Regions from separate parts of the Homo sapiens genome. Here region 2 is linked to region 1. A link is a contact called in ENCODE Hi-C or POLR2A ChIA-PET data. All regions are on one chromosome and are shown on one strand. Each heading gives the region's core, a stretch centred on a gene start or an enhancer-like site at or near the end of the contact. The rest is flanking DNA. Distances are from core to core; before and after follow the strand shown.

Region 1 (3,259 bases), core at 439-2,938:
AGGTTGGTTAGATGGCTCTAACTGAGGACCCTCCCAATAACTCAGACCCTAGGGCTGAGTGGCAGACAGGTGATTGACACGCGTCCCCTCTCTCCCTGTGTTTTGTCTATCTGCCTGTGTCTCTGTTTTCTCTCTGGTCTCTCCTCCATGTGGCCTATCTCTGTGGGAGTGGTTTCTCTGTGCATGCGTGCGTGCCCTCGCATGTCTCTGCCTGTGTCTGTGTGCCCCACAGGAGGTGGCCCTCTCCCTATGGCTGTCCTTCTCTGATCACACTGTGGCCCCAGCTGAGCTCTACGACCGCCGTGACCTGGGACTGTCCGTCTCAGCCGAGGAGCCTGGTGCCATCCTGCCAGCTGAGGAGCAGGGTGCCCAGCTCGGGGTGGTGGTGAGTGGGGCAGGCGCCGAGGGGCTGCCGCTGCATGTGGCTCTGCACCCGCCCGAGCCCTGCCGCCGGGGCCGCCACCGTGTGCCTCTGGCCTCTGGCACCGCCTGGCTGGGGCTGCCCCCTGCCTCCACTCCAGCCCCTGCTCTCCCATCCAGCCCTGCTTGGAGCCCACCAGCCACAGAAGCCACCATGGGTGGTAAACGGCAGGTGGCAGGCAGTGTCGGGGGCAACACAGGTGTGAGGGGCAAGTTTGAGCGGGCAGAGGAGGAGGCCAGGAAGGAGGAGACCGAAGCCAGGGAGGAGGAGGAGGAAGAGGAGGAGGAGATGGTCCCTGCCCCTCAGCATGTCACTGAGCTAGAGCTGGGCATGTACGCCCTGCTGGGAGTCTTCTGCGTGGCCATCTTCATCTTCTTGGTCAATGGTGTGGTCTTCGTCCTGCGCTATCAGCGCAAAGAACCTCCCGACAGTGCCACTGACCCCACCTCCCCCCAGCCCCACAACTGGGTCTGGCTGGGCACTGACCAGGAGGAACTGAGCCGCCAGCTGGACCGGCAGTCCCCTGGCCCGCCCAAGGGGGAGGGGAGCTGCCCCTGTGAGAGTGGGGGAGGAGGGGAGGCCCCTACCCTGGCCCCTGGCCCTCCTGGGGGCACCACCAGCTCCTCAAGCACCCTGGCCCGAAAGGAGGCTGGGGGGCGGCGGAAGCGAGTAGAGTTTGTGACATTTGCGCCAGCCCCTCCAGCCCAGTCACCTGAGGAGCCTGTAGGGGCCCCTGCTGTGCAGTCCATCCTTGTGGCAGGCGAGGAGGACATCCGCTGGGTGTGTGAGGACATGGGGCTGAAGGACCCTGAGGAGCTTCGCAACTACATGGAGAGGATCCGGGGCAGCTCCTGACCCTCCACAGCCACCTGGTCAGCCACCAGCTGGGGCAACGAGGGTGGAGGTCCCACTGAGCCTCTCGCCTGCCCCCGCCACTCGTCTGGTGCTTGTTGATCCAAGTCCCCTGCCTGGTCCCCCACAAGGACTCCCATCCAGGCCCCCTCTGCCCTGCCCCTTGTCATGGACCATGGTCGTGAGGAAGGGCTCATGCCCCTTATTTATGGGAACCATTTCATTCTAACAGAATAAACCGAGAAGGAAACCAGAGCTGGGACTGCTGCCGTCTGTCCGGTAGAGTGAAGCAAGGGGGCTGGAATAGGGCCTGTTCAGCCCCTGTCCCTGCTGAAACGGCTGTGGGAGGCTGGGCCCTGGGACGCCCTCTCATAGCGTCCAGCGATCCAGACAAATAGGAGAGCCGTGACGGCCTGAATGCCAGCCAGCAGGAAGAAGTAGAGGTCCATCCGGCAATTGTTGATGTTCCCTGGGGAAAGGAGGGGTTAGATTTGGGTCAGGACAGGGATCCTCTGTCTTGCGCCCTGTGCCTGCCGTGTCCTAGCCCTGGGGCTGGCAACTGAGGCCATGTGGGCAGTGGTGGGATCTGAAGACACTGGACAGATACCCACTAATGTTTGACTTCCTGAAGATCTCCAGGGGTGTCTACAATTCCTCTTCAGCTATTCAGAAGGGGGCGTGAAATATAAACACCATGAGAAAGGTAACCCTTCAGCCAGAGATGGCAGAGTTCCAGAAGCAGAAAGGAGCCTTGGAGGTCCACTAAGTTCAACACTTGGGGAAAGAAAGGCCCAAGGAGGGAGGCCACGCTGTGGGTGACTGGCCAAGCCCGGGCTAGAACCCCATTCTCCCAAGTCTAGCCCTCTACTTGCTTCTCCCCAGAGTCAAAGCACTTTAGCAGTTGCCACCTCCTTTCCAAGCCTCCCTCCATCCATGTCCCACTCCTGGGGAGGCCCCATACTCACCAAAGTCCTTGGGGCAGTGCAGCCAGCCCCCGGGCAAGGACAGCAGTGCCACTAGGCTGGAGCCCAACAGTGAGCCCACCCCCGACAGGCAGAAGAAGATGCCCATGATGGCGCCCTGCATGGAGCGCGGGGCCTCTGAGTAGGCAAACTCCAGGCCTGCAGAGGGGGAGCAGAGACGATCTCAGGGGCTGGTGCAGGCGCAGAGAACAGGCCCAGGCCCCTGCTTGCTGCCCCTGACCCTGCCCCCACCAAGCCACCCTCCAGGCTTCCCCTGGATGCCTGTCCACTCAGTGGCAATGACAGCACCCATGCATCAATGCCGCCTTCCCCTCTGCCCTGCTCACCTGCCTCCTGGCTGAACCCCTGCACCGGGGTACTCCATGCGCTGCCCCAATAGCTCTGTCTCCCCTCCTCCCCTTCCTGCCAGGTCTATCATTTCAGTGACAGCACCATCTTTACCTCCTCTCTCTCCCCACCCTCTCTGCCCACCTTCAACGTCATCGTCAAATTGTTTTGATACAGCCTCTGAAATCTATTCTAAATATATGTCCTTCTCTCTATTCCCTCTGCCCTGGGTCCAACCCCAGCCCTGGTCACTTTCTGCAAATGCCTCTTAAACTCCCCTGACTCCTGTCCTCCTCACACAGCCAGGAGCATCAGTCTAAAGGACCTCGGATGGGGTCCTTTCCCGGCCAAAACCCCCTGGAGAGGAGGGGCGCTGTTGCCTTCAGGAGAAATCCCAAGGTGCAGGCTCAGCGCACAAAGCCCTTCGACACTTCGGCTCCCTGCACCTCCCATGCCTCTCCAGCCCTATCCCCCACGCTTCCCAAAGGCTTGGGCCTTTGCTTATGCTGTTCCCTCTGCCTGTAAGACCGCTCCTCCTACCCACTCACCTGCCCGCCTCCTCTCCATGCTTAAGGGCTCCCACTGCACTCTGCCCTGACTTCCACAGCACTCCACTGGCTCACTGTTTGCCTGACTCTCTCCCCATCTGAGTGAGCTCCCAGGGTCAGTCTTTTCT
Region 2 (3,088 bases), core at 562-3,061, 89 kb after region 1:
CTCAGCCTCCGAAAGTGCTGGGATTATAGGCATGAGCCACTGGGCCCAGCCCTTTCTTTTTTTAAAATGGGAAATACCTTAACCGTATTAAAACTCCAACAACATGAATTCATACCATTAAAATCTTGCCCCCTCCACCCTGCCCCTTCCTCCCCACCCGGCCCACCCAAGGTAAACACAATTGTGTCTCTGATGTAGAAAGAAGCAGATGTGAACCCCTCTTGCTGCCTACCCCTTCTTATACAGAAATGACGTCCGGGCACCCTCTTGGGCTCCTTGCTTCTTTTTACTTCTCTGGTATCCCAGATAACGTTCCTAAGGGAAGAGTGATGCTACCCATATTTGAGTTTCTCCCACATGCTGTCCAAGCAGATAACTTTTGCCTCATGTAGGGCTCCACCACACCACTACAGAGGCTGTGTGGACAGAGAGGAAGAAGCCACTAACTGCCAGGGTTTAGTGGGAAAAGCATGACAAAAGAGGGAACAATCAAGTCGGCCATTGAAGGTTGTGTAGGAGTTTGCTGGATGGATGAGTGAAGGATGTTCTCAGTAGCAACACGTGCAAGTATGGTGCATGCCGCCTGAAGGCCAGGGGAAAAGGGGGTGCGCAGGTGGGAAAGACCATGGGGAGCATCTCCAAGGGTCTTGTGTAACTTGACCCTTGTCATTGTCTTAGACCTGCTGGGAGTTGCGAGCAGTTTCTAAGGCAGGGAAGTGATCCGATGAGACGGATGCTCTAGAAAGGTTGCCGCTATGAAGCGGAGGGAGGTTTGATGGGGCTGGGGCCTGGAGGAAGGGAGGCCAGCTGGGGGGTGGTCAGCACTGGGAGATGGAGAAGAGGGAACGAGTTGGAGACGGATTCAGGACTTGGAGAGTGATCACAGACATGGGAGATGATTTTCCAACACAGCAGCCTCCAGCCATGATGACAATATGACGGTGACATTAATGATAGCTTCGATTCCTGAGGGCACACTCAGAACCTGTGTGTCGGGCACTGTTCTGAGCACACTGCAGGTACTGACTCATGTATGCTCTCAACAGCCCCATGAAGAACCAGCATCATCCCCATCTTATGACTGAGGGAACAGGCTCAAGAATGTTCAGTTTTTCCCAGGGCTATCAGCTGAACATGGTGTGGCTGGGCCCTGGCTGCCACTGCCCCTGCCCTCCTCCTTTCCATGTGAAGGTACAATCCACACCAAAGGCTCACTTCTGTGCCTCCCAATGCCCAGCTGGAGCCACACACAGCTCTTCAGGCCCCACAATTAATTGGCATCCTCCAGACATCTGAGAGAGCCCAAGGGGACCAGGTCAGGAGCACGCTCTGGCAGGATTATCCCACCAGGGCCCACATGGATGTGGCTCTCAGGCTCCGAGGCTGCTCCCAGGGAGCACAGGTACTGGCTTTCCTTCCTTGGCAGGGCATCACCTGCGGGTCCCTAACCTTGTCCCCTGGAAACCTCACCTCCGACGTACACCTGTCCATCCCCCACCCCTCCCTATCGCCCCATCTGCGGTTTCCACTTCCGCCCCTCTCAAAGACCCTCTTCATGGTTCTGGTGAACGGACAGAGCGGCTGGAGCCCGTGTGGCCACCTGGCGTGGACCTCTCTTGGCCGCCGTCCCCGGCCCCCCGTCCTCGCTTCGTGAGGATGGGATGGAGTCTCCAGAGTGGGGAGGTGCAGGGGAGCCCCAGGGAAGGGATGGGTTGAAAGAAGCTTCAGTGGAAAGTTCATCTCCCGCCACATCCTTCAGCTGTTTACCAGTTTGACGGAGTTCTGGCATCCTGACATGAAAAGAGGCTCACCTCTCACCAACATCATTGAGGAAGGACCGAAATAGCAACAAAGGGAGACAAAGGAGGGGGGCGGGGGGTGGGGAGAGAGAGTCATGAGACAGAGAGGAAAAGAGGAAGACAGAGGGAGGGAGCGGTGTGCCTGAGCAGACAGTGGAAGGCAGGAGCAGCCAGACAAAGCCTTTGTCTTCCCTGGCCCCGAACCCCGCACTTGCTGGACCCCTTACATTGTGGCCTCACTTAATTCTCAAAACCTCCCAGAGCCTTAAGGTCTCCTAACGTCTGTTACCTTCCCTGTGGGAAAAGTGAAGCCCAGAGAAGTCATGGGACTAGTTCAAGGTCACCCAGCTAGGACCAGGGGAGCCAGGTTCACAGCCAGTCAGTGCAGCTACCACGGGGCAAGCAGGAGGGCGGGGAGGAGAGAAGATGGAAAGGTGATAGGCTGGAGGGGGAGAGGGTGGGTGGGAGGCCGGGAGACCATGACACGTTCTGTCCTGGGGAAGGATCCCCCACCCCCTCCGCAGAGGACCCGGGCCCTATCCTGGCTGAGGGCAGGTGCCCCCTCCCTGGCTCCCTTCCCCCAGCTCGTCCCACTTGCCCAGCCACCCACCAAGTGCAGAAGGAGGGGGAGGGGAGGGAGTGGTCCCCAGGGCCATGGGCTCTGGCTGAGATTCATTTTCCTTCAAGCCCCCTGCTCACAAAGAGTCCCTCTACCTGCGAGGTCTCCTGCCTCCCCTCCCTACGCTTAGCCCGACCAGGCCCACAATCACTGCCTCCTCTTCATTCTTCCACACAGTGGGGAGACAAAATGATCCTCGTCCAGACACTCACAGACACATTCCCCTCCATGGCCTCCAGGTCACACACACGGCTCTCCCTAGAAACAACAGCACTGGGTCCATGGGGCTCCGCTTCCTTCCCATGGCCTCCCCTCTGGGGTGACCATCCCTCCCTCCAGGCCTCACTCTCTGCCCTGGTTTCAAGGCAGGTGAAGGCTGTTTCTTATCTGAGGATGAGATACTAAAATAACTGGGGTCAGTAGCCCCCCTCAACTTTTCTGCATAGCCAAGACACAGCAATACCCTTCATCGCATCACTCCGATAGTCACCCTCTTTTCCCCCTTCTGTGGCCGGTGCCGTGACTTCCTGCAGTCTGCTCTGCGTTTGCTGCCCTTGCCTGCAGTCCTCCCACCTTCTTGGCAACCTGAAGACTAGGTGGGTGCATCCTGCGTGCAGCAGGAGAGACTCGGTACATGCTAGAGATGTACAGCCCCAGACGCATGTCTGTC

Evidence for each region. Hi-C counts contacts between places; a loop is a spot of excess contacts on that map. ChIA-PET counts read pairs that join two places held with the same protein, here RNA polymerase II (POLR2A).
Region 2: a map of endothelial cell of hepatic sinusoid shows a loop between it and region 1 (7-fold over the local background). The contact joins two enhancer-like sites. A Hi-C loop is called at or near these places in 3 of 168 maps with a recorded cell type or tissue (endothelial cell of hepatic sinusoid, mesothelial cell of epicardium and posterior cingulate gyrus). POLR2A ChIA-PET finds 5 or more read pairs at or near these places in 4 of 52 experiments (B cell, BJ, WTC11 and 1 more).

Annotation. Positions count from the first base shown.
Region 1 is chr11:60,935,632-60,938,890 of GRCh38, forward strand. TMEM132A (transmembrane protein 132A) reads left to right here. Exons shown (of 11, transcript NM_178031.3): 11 at 233-1,528. The coding sequence ends at 1,276. It overlaps SLC15A3 (solute carrier family 15 member 3), which reads right to left. Exons shown (of 8, transcript NM_016582.3): 7 at 2,239-2,394; 8 at 1,453-1,742. The coding sequence ends at 1,588. Among named protein-coding and RNA genes, the nearest start is that of TMEM132A, 13 kb to the left of the region's middle. RefSeq lists a silencer at 393-542. Within about 2 kb of position 1,689, at least 6 of the 41 ENCODE cell types and tissues checked have a DNase peak (open chromatin) inside an H3K27ac peak, as active enhancers do; they include B cell, where a contact is called at or near this core.
Region 2 is chr11:61,024,625-61,027,712 of GRCh38, forward strand. No RefSeq gene overlaps it. Among named protein-coding and RNA genes, the nearest start is that of LINC02954, 29 kb to the right of the region's middle. RefSeq lists an enhancer at 1,559-2,124. Within about 2 kb of position 1,812, at least 4 of the 41 ENCODE cell types and tissues checked have a DNase peak (open chromatin) inside an H3K27ac peak, as active enhancers do; they include B cell, where a contact is called at or near this core.